Linked DNA regions of Homo sapiens: region 1 is linked to region 2. A link is an interaction called in ENCODE POLR2A ChIA-PET data of the cell type or tissue named here. Cell type or tissue: A673. All regions are shown on one strand. Each heading gives the region's core, and the rest is flanking DNA. Links, peaks and the distances in the headings are about the cores only.

What was found. Peaks named below come from ENCODE experiments on the same cell type or tissue, not always from the same donor. Only the 100,000 strongest peaks of a DNase experiment are listed, where the experiment ranks them.
Region 1: POLR2A ChIA-PET joins it to region 2 with 11 read pairs; 3 of 35 experiments call an interaction of 5 or more read pairs at or near these places.

Annotation. Positions count from the first base shown.
Region 1 is chr15:40,957,234-40,963,897 of GRCh38, forward strand. LOC105370789 (a long non-coding RNA gene) reads left to right here and starts at 5,256. Exons shown (of 4, transcript XR_007064601.1): 1 at 5,256-6,414. RefSeq lists an enhancer at 519-1,055. In A673, for the core only: no CTCF peak of the experiment used is centred there; no DNase peak of the experiment used is centred there; H3K27ac peaks cover 114 bases.
Region 2 is chr15:41,068,306-41,073,305 of GRCh38, forward strand. INO80 (INO80 complex ATPase subunit) reads right to left here. Exons shown (of 36, transcript NM_017553.3): 12 at 3,544-3,753; 13 at 2,162-2,242; 14 at 1,265-1,360. Among named protein-coding and RNA genes, the nearest start is that of INO80, 45 kb to the right of the region's middle. In A673, for the core only: no CTCF peak of the experiment used is centred there; no DNase peak of the experiment used is centred there.

The sequences.
Region 1 (6,664 bases), core at 928-5,927, 110 kb before region 2:
TGCTACTCAATCCCTGAACTTGCAGAATGGGGCAGACCCAAAATGACAGGCTCTAGCAGCAGAAGAGCTTGAGGCCAAGGGCTGGGTGTGGTGGCTCATGCCTGTAATCCCAGTACTTTGGGAGGCCAAGGTGGGAGAATCACTTGAGCCCAGGAATTCGAGACCAGCCTGGACAACACAGTGAGACCCCATCTCTATAAAAAATACAAAGGAAATTAAAAAAAAAAAAAGTGCCTTGAGAGTCCAACCCAGCCTCCTCCTCATTGCCCAGTCACCTCGGAAAAAGCCTTCAGCCCCCTGGGTACAAGTTCACTGTGAGGGGACGATGCCGTGGGATGATGTATGGGGCAGGCTGGGTGGTATGTGTTGCTGCTGTTCTTGCGGCTGGTGTCCTGGATTGGTCTGGGTGTCTCCAGCAGGGTCAACTCCGATCAGGTTGTGCAGCCGTTGTGGCTGGGGAGGGTGCCATGCCTGGGCCGTGTGCTCATGTCTTGGCGGCCTTGTGTCTTGGCCATTGATGGGAAGAGTGTGGAGTCCAGCCAGCTTCTTCTGGGTGCCTGGTGAGGGCAACACAAAAGGAGGAGGCAGCAGGTGGCAGGGAGCCCTGGGCAGCTGCCTCCTGTGTTTCCTGGGCCTCTTGCCAGACAGCCAGAGCACAGCCCTGCTCCATCCTGGGAGCTGATGGTGGGGAGGGCTGCTTGCCAGCTGCACGTAGGGGGCTTTCACCCATCAAGCCATTCGATCAGCAAGTATTTCCTTAAGCTCCCACTGTGTGCCATGCACCATTCCAGGCACGGGGATACAGCGGTAAAGAACTCCTCCTCCTCAAGGAACTTGGAGTCTAGAAACTGATGGTGACCATTCAGCGTGGAATGGGAGAAGAGGGCCTTGAGCACCCAGAAAGGGCTTCTGACTTGAGCAGGGCAGTCAGGGAAGGCCTTCTTGGCTTTCTTGGAGAGGGAACCTGAGAAGGGGCCTCTGAGGAACAGAGAGTAAGGGAACAACACGTGCCTGAGGGGAGGCAAGCTCAGACCAGCTGGAACAGAGTGGCCCGGACAGGAGACACGAGCCAGACAGGTGGCAGGACTGCCGGCCTGGTGAATTGCGCTGTGCCATGCTGCGGGGTGGCATTCCTCCTGGGTCAGTGGGGGCCTCTGGTGGATTCTGAGAAGGGCAGAGATGTGCTTAAGAGAGAACACTGGCTGAAGTCAGATTGGAGGAGAGAGGCCAGAGGGAGCTGTAGGGTGCCCAAGCTGAGGTGTGCCAGTGGGAATGGACAGTGGAGGGATTGCAGAATTGTTTAGGGGTGAGGTTGACAGCATTTGGTGGCTGGTTTGATGAGCAGAGTGAAAGGAGGGTAGAGACAGTAGGGCTGGGGCTCCTGGGACAGTGGCAGATCTGGAAAGAGTCGGGGGTAGATAGCCTTGCGTTTAAGTTAGGGGTGCCTGTGAGGGGAGGAATGACTTCTACGGGGATGTTCAGGGCAGCTGGATATGTTGGTGTGGGAGTCAGGAGAGAAAGCTGGGCTGGAGTTAGAGACTTGGGAACCATACATGTGGAGACTGGGCTTAAAGCCCTGGTAGGGGAGGAGAGGAGAACAGGGCCCGGCCAGGCCCTGAGGACCCCAGCCGCGGTGGTCTGAGCAAAGCAAGAAGAGGTGTCGGGAACAAGCGCTGGAGAGGTAGGCGGAGAACGAGGAGAGGGCAGGGTGAGGAGAGCCAGGGTGGAAGGTGTCTCCAGGAGGTGCACAACATGGTCATGTTGCCAAGATGGCCAAGATGTCAAGAGAAACGAGGACAGAAGAGTGTCCACTGGATGAAATGCCAGGGGGGGTCCCTTGTGGCTTCAGTGAGAGCAATTTCAGGAACAGTATGGAAAGCCACAAGGCAGGGCTGAGGGGCCAGTGGGAGGGGAAGCAGCTTTCAGGAAACATGGTTGCTAAGAAGAGAGAGAAACAGGGATAACTGAGGGCACAGGAGTTGCGGGGGTCTCAGGACCCCTTCACAAATGAAAAATTGTGGAGGACCCCAAGAGCTTTTGTTTATGTCGGATATAGTTATTAACATTTACTGTAGTAGTGCGGTGGCTCATGCCTGTAATCCCAGCACTTTGGGAGGCCAAAAGCGGGCAGATCACTTGAGGTCAGGAGTTCAAGATCAGCCTGGACAACATGGTGAAACCCAGTCTCTACTAAAAAATACAAAAATTAGCCAGGCGTGGTGGTGGGCACCCGTAGTACCAACTACTTGGGAGGCTGAGGCAGGAGAATCACTTGAACCCAGGAGGTGGAGGTTGCAGTGAGCCAAGATCGCGCCACTGCACTCCGCCTAGGCGACAGAGCAAGACTCTGTCTTAAAAAACAAACAAAAAAAAAGGTTTTCTGATTGTTTCTTTTCCTTTTCAGTTGGGAAAGACTTGAGCAGGGTGATGTTTGGGTTTCCAGCCTTAGGCCGCAGCATTAGGGAATTTCAGAGTTAGCAGGGGCTGCAGAATCATCCTATCTGTGCCTCTAGGGCATGCTCCTGGAGAGCCAGGAGTCGGTGGGAAGGATCGGCCGATTCATTGCTTTTTATTGAATCTACAACAGCCCAGGCCCCTTGGCCTCCCACTGCTGTCGGCAGCAGACAAACACAACCACCCCCGCACCTGGCCTGGGAAGGGTAACCGGAGCTCAGGGGTGGGCAAGGCTGGCTGGCTCTGGGGGCCTTAGAGAAGCGGTAGAAATCCAGTGGGTAGAAGGGGCATTCCGGCAAAGGAGAAAGGGCCACGCCGAGTGGCTGACGCTCTGGGGCGCTGGGGAGGAGGCAGGAAGCTGCTCTGGGGTCCGATGGTGGAGGAAATATTAGAGATTCTTTTTTAGAGAAGTTGACTTCTGTAGTGATGCTTGTGTTTTTTTCACGTTTTCCTTCCCACCGCAGGGTCTCTTGTTTGTTTTGTTCTTTTTCTTTGTTTTGTCTGCTTTAAGGTAGACTAGTGTCTTGTTCAGGCCCGGAGGCTTGTACTTGTAGCCAGAGAAAGATGGGTTGCTGGCGCAAGACGTGGTGGGAGTCTGCTGAGATGTTCCGGGCAGGTGTTGGCGAGGCCTGGAGGAAAGGCAGGAGCTGGGACGGTGGTGGATCTGCCTCCTGGCAGCCCACTGGAGATAGAGGCAAGCAGGAGGGAGGAGACTGGGGATCCCAGGATTTTGCCAAGAGGGTGGGGGTCTCTCATCAGCAGGGGACAGGGACTGTGCAGGACGATGTAGCCTTCGTGTACCTTTCTAGGGCTGGTGGGATTCTCTCCAGGTTGTCCCCCACTGGGCTACAGAAAGGACCCCATTCCTCTGGGGGCTGTCATGCCCTTGAAGAGGGAAATGTCAGTTGGAGAAGCAGAAGGTGTGGGAAGAAGGACCACAAATGGGGGAGACCCCCCGTTCCCCAGGCCTGGATCCGAAGAGGGATCGGATGCTCCAGGGCTGAGGCCAGGAGAGGGGAGGCAATGATCACGGGGCGTGTCCCAGATGGCCGGAGTGTGAGCAGAGGGCCCTGCTGCTCCCTGAGGGTAGGGCGACCGTGGACCCCAGCATGGCCAGGTCAGCCCTAGTTTACTCTGTTGTTCTGGAGTAATTATGACTTTGACTCTCAAAAGTGTCTCAGTTTGGACACTAAATTACATGATAGCTGTAGAGAATTGGGACACAGCAGGGTCACTTTATTAGTGGAGCTGGTGGCTGTCAGACGGGCTTGGCCAGAGCCTGCAGGAGCCTGTCCTCTACCCTTCACCACCAGCCCAGCGGCTGGGGCCCGGCTTAGGTCACAAAGCCCGGGTTGGCAGCCAGGGAAGGCCACCGTCCTCTATCCTTCCTCTTGCTGCCTGTGGAGAGTCCCCTGCAGGCCTGTCCTTCCTCCTCAGCCTGCCCTGGCCTCACCCTTGCCTCAGGCATTTCCTTGGGCGTGAGGAGAGCTGGACACGCCCTGAAGGCTCAGCCAGGTCCTCAGCCCTTCCTGGTGGCACCATCACCCCAGGGAACTCCTGGGGTATTTTCCGCGCCCCTGCCCCGCCCCACCACCCTAGCTGATCCTTCCTGCCTCTCCTCCTTCGCCTGGGACTCTGTGCTGCGCACTCCTGGCTCTAACCCCCTGTGCCTCTGTTCCTCGGCCTGGCACTGCCGTCCCCATTTTGGCTCCATCCTGGGTCCTGCCCCTTGCTAGGCCTCTGCCTGTGAGAGGTGACAGCGTGCTGGCAGTCCTCAGAGCCTTCGCTTGCTCTCGGCACCTCCTCTGCCTGGGCTCCCACTTTGGCAGCATTTGAGGAGCCCTTCAGCCCACCACTGCACTGTGGGAGCCCCTTTCTGGGCTGGCCAAGGCCGGAGCCCACTCCCTCAGCTTGCAGGGAGGTGTGGAGGGAGAGGCGCGAGCGGGAACCGGGGCTGCGTGCGGCGCTTGCGGGCCAGCTGGAGTTCCGGGTGGGCGTGGGCTTGGCAGGCCCCGCACTCGGAGCAGTCGGCCAGCCCTGCTGGCCCCGGGCAATGAGGGACTTAGCACCCGGGCCAGCAGCTGCGGAGGGTGTACTGGGTCCCCCAGCAGTGCCAGCCCACCAGCGCTGTGCTCTATTTCTCACCGAGCCTTAGCTCTCTTCCCGCGGGGCAGGGCTCGGGACCTGCAGCCCGCCATGCCTCAGCCTCCCACCCACTCCGTGGGTTCCTGTGCAGCCCGAGCCTCCCCGACGAGCGCCGCCCCCTGCTCCACGGCGCCCAGTCCCATCGACCATCCAAGGGCTGAGGAGTGCGGGCGCACGGCACCGGGACTGGCAGGCAGCTCCACCTGCAGCCCCGGTGCGGGATCCACTAGGTGAAGCCAGCTGGGCTCCTGAGTCGTGGGGACGTGGAGAGTCTTTATGTCTAGCTCAGGGATTGTAAATACACCAATCAGCACTCTGTGTTTAGCTCAAGGTTTGTGAGTGCACCAATCTACACTCTGTATCTAGCTCAAGGTTTGTAAACACACCAATCAGCACACTGTGTTTAGCTCAAGGTTTGTGAATGCACCAATTGACACTCTGTATCTAGCTGCTCTAGTGGGGCCTTGGAGAACCTGTGTGTGGAAACTCTGTATCTAAGTAATCTGATGGGGAGGTGGAGAACCTTTGTATCTAGCTCAGGGATTGTAAACGCACCAATCAGCGCCCTGACAAAACAGGCCACTCGGCTCTACCAATCAGCAAGATGTGGGTGGGGCCAGATAAGAGAATAAAAGCAGGCTGCCCGAGCTTGCATTAGTAACTCGCTCGGGTCCCCTTCCGGATTGTGGAAACTTTGTTCTTTCGCTGTATGTAATAACTCTTGCTACTGTAGCTCGCTTTTTGGGTCTACGCTGCTTCTATAAGCTGTAACATTCACAGGGAAGATCTGCAGCTTCACTCCTGAGACCACGAGCCCACTGGAAAGAACAAACAACTCCCGAAGTGCTACCTTATAGAGCTATAACACTCACCGCGAAGGTCTGCAGCTTCACTCCTGAGCCAGGGAGACCACAAACCCACCAGAAGGAAAAAACTCCGAATACATCTGAACATCAGGAGGGACAGACTCCAGACGGGCCACCTGAAAAGCTGTAACACTCACCGTGAGGGTCCGGGGCTTCATTCTTGAAGTTAGTGAGACCAAGAACCCACCAATTCGGGACACACTTGGACCATCCGCTTCCCAGGAAGCGTCAGCCCTGGGGTGCCCATGCCCAGAAGCCCACTCCAGCCCTGATAGTCGCCTCCCAGCTGAGCCAGGAACCTGGGGCTGAGCTCCATCCTCAACCTTAAAAACTTGTCATCTCACCTGTCCCGAGGATGTGCGGTACCTGCCCTACTTCTACCATCCTCACCCTACTCTTTTCCTGGGCTAGCGTTATGATGTCTAAACCTATCTATCATCCCGTTCTGTGCTCTGTATATTCATTTTCCACATAACGTAAAATGTAGGTCTGGCTAAGCCCCCTCCACATGGACAACGTGGGCCCTACTCTCCACAGACTCCAGCCACCTGCGACCCCTTCTGCCTCATGCTACGTGTGATCACAGCCTTTTCTCCTGTTGCTATCCTGACCGAGATGCTCCTCTAACAAGCTTGTCCACCCTTTCACACCCCTCAGCACACGCCCTGGCTTCATATGGCCGCCTGGTACCCTCCCTGCCGTTTCTGCCCAGATCTGTTCTGTGCCCAGCAGGTGTTATTGGCTTCATCTACTTGCAGGTCTGTCCTTACTAACTGGAACACCCCCGAGGGCAGGAACGGTTTACCCCAGCATGGAGCACAGTTCCGGGGCCCTAGGAGGAGCTCAGAGGACCTGTGGGAAATGTTCCCATGGGCAATGACTCCCTGAATGTAACGTCGTATGTCACCTTGGAGGGAAAGACCCCATAAAAACCTAATCATATTCAAGGGTAAGTGCCAGCTTGGCTCCCCAGGCTATTATTCAATCTGAAGGTTTATGTGCAAAGCACAGGAATGTGGGGCTGGAAGCCACATGGGCAAGGGCAGACCAGCCGGGCATGGCGCCCCTGGTGGGTGCCTGATTGCGGCAGCGCAGACCACGCTGCTGGCCCCCCCCCCCTCCATTTTGGATCGGTTTTTTTTCTTCTTTGATCTGTGAGAGGCCAGGGCCCTAAATGCATACCAGGGGAAGGGGCTGCC
Region 2 (5,000 bases), core at 1-5,000:
GCACTTCAGGAGGCTGACATGGGTGGATCACCTGAGGTCGGGAGTTCGAGACCAGCCTGACCAACATCGTCAGTAGAGAAACCCCGTCTCTACTAAAAATACAAAATTAGCCGGGCATGGTGGCACATGCCTGTAATCCCAGCTACTCGGGAGGCTGAGGCAGAAGAATCACTTCAACCCTGGAGGCAAAGGTTGCGGTGAGCAGAGTTTGCACCATTACACTCTAGCCTGGGTAACAAGAGTGAAACTCTGATTAAAAAAAAAAACAACAGCTGTGTGCGGTGGCTCATGCCTGTAATCCTTGCGTTTTCGGAGGCCCAGGCATGTGGATCACCTGAGGTCAAGAGTTTGAGACCAGCCTGGACAACATGGTGAAACCCTCTCTCTATTAAAAATACAAAACAATTAGCTGGGCATGGTGGCAGACACCTGTAATCCCAGTTACTCAGGAGGCTGAGGCAGGAGGATTGCTTGAACCTGGGAGATGGAGGTTGCAGTGAGCCGAGATTGTGCCACTGCACTCTAGCCTCGGCGACAGAGTGAGACTCCATCTCAAAACAAAAACAAAAACAAGACATGTATTAAAAAAAAGAAATGAATTATTTACAATAGATTTAAATGAAAAGAGAAATGCCGTAAATGATAGGATGTGTACTGATGGTATGATTTGTCAAAAATCTATGTTAAACCAAATAAGGTAGATGTTTTCTACCGTGGCAGTTTGACCACGAGTATCCATTTATCAGGCTAAATGCAATATGCACTCATTGTTCCCAGCAGTAAGTTTTATAGTGATTATATGCAAGTTATTTTGGAACAATGTATATTTTTGTTTTTGTGACGGAAGGAGTCTTGCTCTGTCGCCCTGGATGGAGTGCAGCGGCACATTCTCGGCTTGCTACAACCTCCCTTCACTGCAACCTCCCCTCGCCCCCTCACCCCCCTGGCCCTGCCCCGTTCAAGCGATTCTCCTGCCTCAGCCTCCTGAGCAGCTGGGACTACAGACACATGGCACCATGCCCGGCTAATTTTTTTTTTGTATTTTTAGTAGAGACGGGGTTTCACCATGTTAGCCAGGATGATCTCGACTTCCTGACCTCGTGATCCACCCACCTCAACCTCCCAAAGTGCTGAGATTACAAGTGTGAGCCCCCAAGTCCGGCCAAAATTTAAAACTGTTATGAGTAATTAGTAGGGCAAGAAAAGGAGAGTCAAAAAGTTTATTTTAAAGAGCAATAGATGTTTTGGTTGGACTGATATTTACCTTAAATTTAGGAACAAATCTAGTAAACTCCTGGTGCCAATTGTTAAGTGTAGACGCAGGTGAAATTATTAAGAAAGGTCCCCAAATGTTCTCTCTCTGCAACAGAAAAACCCAGTCAGCCAACTACAGGAAAAGGGAAGGTATTTAATTCAAAATTATAATTAATGACAAGAACAATCTAAGAATAGGAAACAAATAACAAGAGAAACAGTGAGTAAATCCCAAATCTGCACATTCAATAGTAATATCCTATGTTAATAATAAGAACATAAAGACACACCTGAGAAAAAAATGGCAAGCAACTATTCCCTCTTCTGACCTCTTATAGGTCTTATCCACAAAGCATTCATGACACACTGACTTGTATGTATTGTTTTCTACTATACTAGTTATCCGACAATCTTGTAGTTATTTAATAGGTATAGAGCTTTTGCTTTTTTTTCAGTTTTACGCATTTTTAAAATTTAATTCTTATAAAATTCCTATAAAGTAGATAACGTCTCCATAGAAGAGGAAGAGGAAGAGGAAACTAAGCCTCAGAGAGTTAAGTTGAAAAAGAGGCTAAATTGCCCAAGTTTACACTGGTAATAAGAGTAGAGCTGAAATGTTAGGCAAGGTGTTCTGATCTAACTATATGGCCCTTGCCACTACACTGGTGGTAATTAATGCAGAGCGGAAAGGAGTGTCTCAAAATCACATGCTCAAAAATTGTCCTAGCCCTCTTAAAAACCAAAAAGTTATAAAACACTGTCCCCTTATAAAGCTCTGAGGCAAGAACCCAGTCCCACTATCTTGGAATGCTACACAGCTTAACATAGTGCTTTTAAGTGGCTGATTTTCAACAGAAATTACCCTAAATTCTAGAGAAATGAAGATAGAAAGATTGCATCTACCCACCTCAGCCAGATGGGCCAGAAGGGCAATGCTCTGTACTGTTTTACCAAGGCCCATTTCATCAGCAAGAATGCCATTAATACCCTGGGGAAAAAAAATACATGGTCAACACCTCATGCATTTCATCAAATAAAGTTCAACCTGTTACCAAAAAGAACGACCAAGATAACAGGCTTGTTTAAAGAGAAGTGACCAGAGATACTCAGCCTCAGCACTTTTACCCACTGCTATAGTAATTGCTTTTGCCAATGCTACAGCTACAACTATGAACCATGATACATGAGACAGGGCAAGGCCAATCTGTTAGCTAATACAACCCAGACACAAAAGCAATTAGATTTACCAAGTCCATATAAGACAAACCATAAGAAATACACAAATATTCTCCAGTAGGATCTCCAGGTTACAAAAAAACAAAAAGACATCAGCTGGGTGCAGTGGCTCATGCCCGTCCCGGCACTTTGGGAGGCCGAGGCAGGCATATCGCATGAGCCCAGGAGTTTGAGACCAGTCTGGGCAACATGGAGACAGCCCGTTTCTACAAAAAATACAAAAATTAGTCAGGCGTGGTGGCATGTGTCTGCAGTCCCAGCTATTCTGGGGGCTGAGGCAGGAGGGTCACTTGAGCCCAGGAGTTTAAGGCTACAGTGAGCCATAAACGCACCACTCCACTTCAGCCTGGGTGACAGAGTAAGATCCTGTCTCAAAAAGAAAGAGAAACAGAGACATCCTTCTGCCTCTTGTCAAAGGATATAGCTTTTTATTTTTTAATAAATCTACATTAATTTATTTTTAATTATACTTTAAGTTCTAGGGTACATGTGCACAACGTGCAGGTTTGTTACATATGTATACATGTGCCATGTTGGTGTGCTGCACCCATTAACTCGTCATTTACATTAGGTATTTCTCCTACTGCTATCCCTCCCCAGGATACAGCTTTTTAAAAGGGTGAAATCTAAAACATGATCTTGTACTCATTTCCTTTTTTTTTTTTTTTTTTTTTTTGAGATAGAGTTTTGCTCTTGTTGCCCAGGCTACAGTGCAATGGCGCCATCTTAGCTCACCGCAATCTCCGCCTCCCAGATTCAAATGATTCTCCTGCCTCAGCCTCCCAAGTAGCTGGGATCACAGGCATGCACCACCATGCCAGGCTAATTTTGTATTTTTTTTTTTTAGTAGAGATGGGGTTTCACCATGTTGGTCAGGCTGGTCTCGAACTCCCAACCTCAGGTGATCCGCCTGCCTTGGCCTCCCAAAGTGCTGGAATTGCAGGCATGAGCCACCGCGCTCAGCCAGATCTTGTACTCATTTCACAATCACATTGAACAAATGACTTTAGGAAAAGAGATAATAGAAGAGAATGACACGGTTCTAAAATTCACCTGTTCATATAGATTGGCCAACCAATTCATGCCTTTCAGTTGATAACCTTTCAATTTGCCATTAAAAATTGTGGGCTGTGGAATATCCTCACCAGCCCGGATAGATGGGTTAGCCAGGCTATAACTCTCCCCAAACCCAGTGCCAGACTTGTTTGCTGCCCGTAGGGCAGCTGCTCGACTTTCTTTTGCATCTTCATCAAATGACCTTGTCTGGAAAGTAAAAAAAAAAAAAATTAGAAAAAAAAAAAAGAGGAAAAATATTACATGAAAATAAGACTCAAGATAACAATATATCTACCCTGTGCTAAGAAAAATAATTGGAACAAAATTTCTCATAATCTGATAATATAACGTAGTATCATATGACATCATTTCTATAAAACATATTACTAATATTATTTAATGTAACAATTATATTAGAAATTGGGGAAGGTCACATTCGTCTATCTTTGACTTACACTCTGTCAATGTTAAATAGGGGCTCCTATGCAGTATATTAAAAACAGCAAATTTTTTACTTAATTCAACCTGATTGTAGTTTCTTTCTGATTTTGTTAAACATCACTATATCATACATAACAAAGAGCTTGGGCCAGGCGCAGTGGCTCACGCCTGTAATCCCAGCACTTTGGGAGGCCAAGGCGGGCGGATCACGAGGTCAGGAGATCGAGACCATCCTGGCCAACATGGTGAAACCCCGTCTCTACTAAAATAAAAAAAATTAGCTGGGTGTGGTGGTGCGCACCTGTAGTCCCAGCTACTCAGGAGGGTGACAAAGCAAGACTCCCGCCTCAAAAAAAAAAAAAAAAAAAGAATAAATAAATAAATAAATAACAAAGAGCAAGTTATTACTTAAGTGAAAGAAGGCATTAAATAACGTAGCAGTTTTTTGAAACCATGATATGGCTCTCTTAACAAGCCAAGAGTGTGGTCTTTTTCTTTTTTTTTTTGAGATGCAGTCTCAATCTGTCGCCCAGGCTGGAGTGCAGTGGCACAATCTCGGCTCACAGCAAGCTCCGCCTACCGGGTTCACGTCATTCTCCTGCCTCAGCCTCCCGAGTAGCTGGGACTACAAGCGCCCTCCGCCACCCCCGGCTAATTTTTTGTATTTTAGTAGAGATGGGGTTTCACCGTGTTAGCCTGGATGGTCTCGATCTCCTGACCTCGTGATCCACCCACCTCAGCCTCCCAAAGTGCTAGGATTACAGGAGTGAGCCACCACGCCCGGTGAGTATGGTCTTTTTCATTAAACATCTATGATACATTTCATACTGTATTGCCCATGATTACTCAAGAGAAAGAAAAAAAAATACAAACTGTTCTAACTTGAAATTAACACATTGCTAAAGCTAGAAAACTGAATATTCGTTTTTCTGCCTTTCTTCTAGTATCCCTACTAATCTAAAGTGAAAGAGACCCAGCTCCACCCCCTACACACAGCTACTCACACACATATA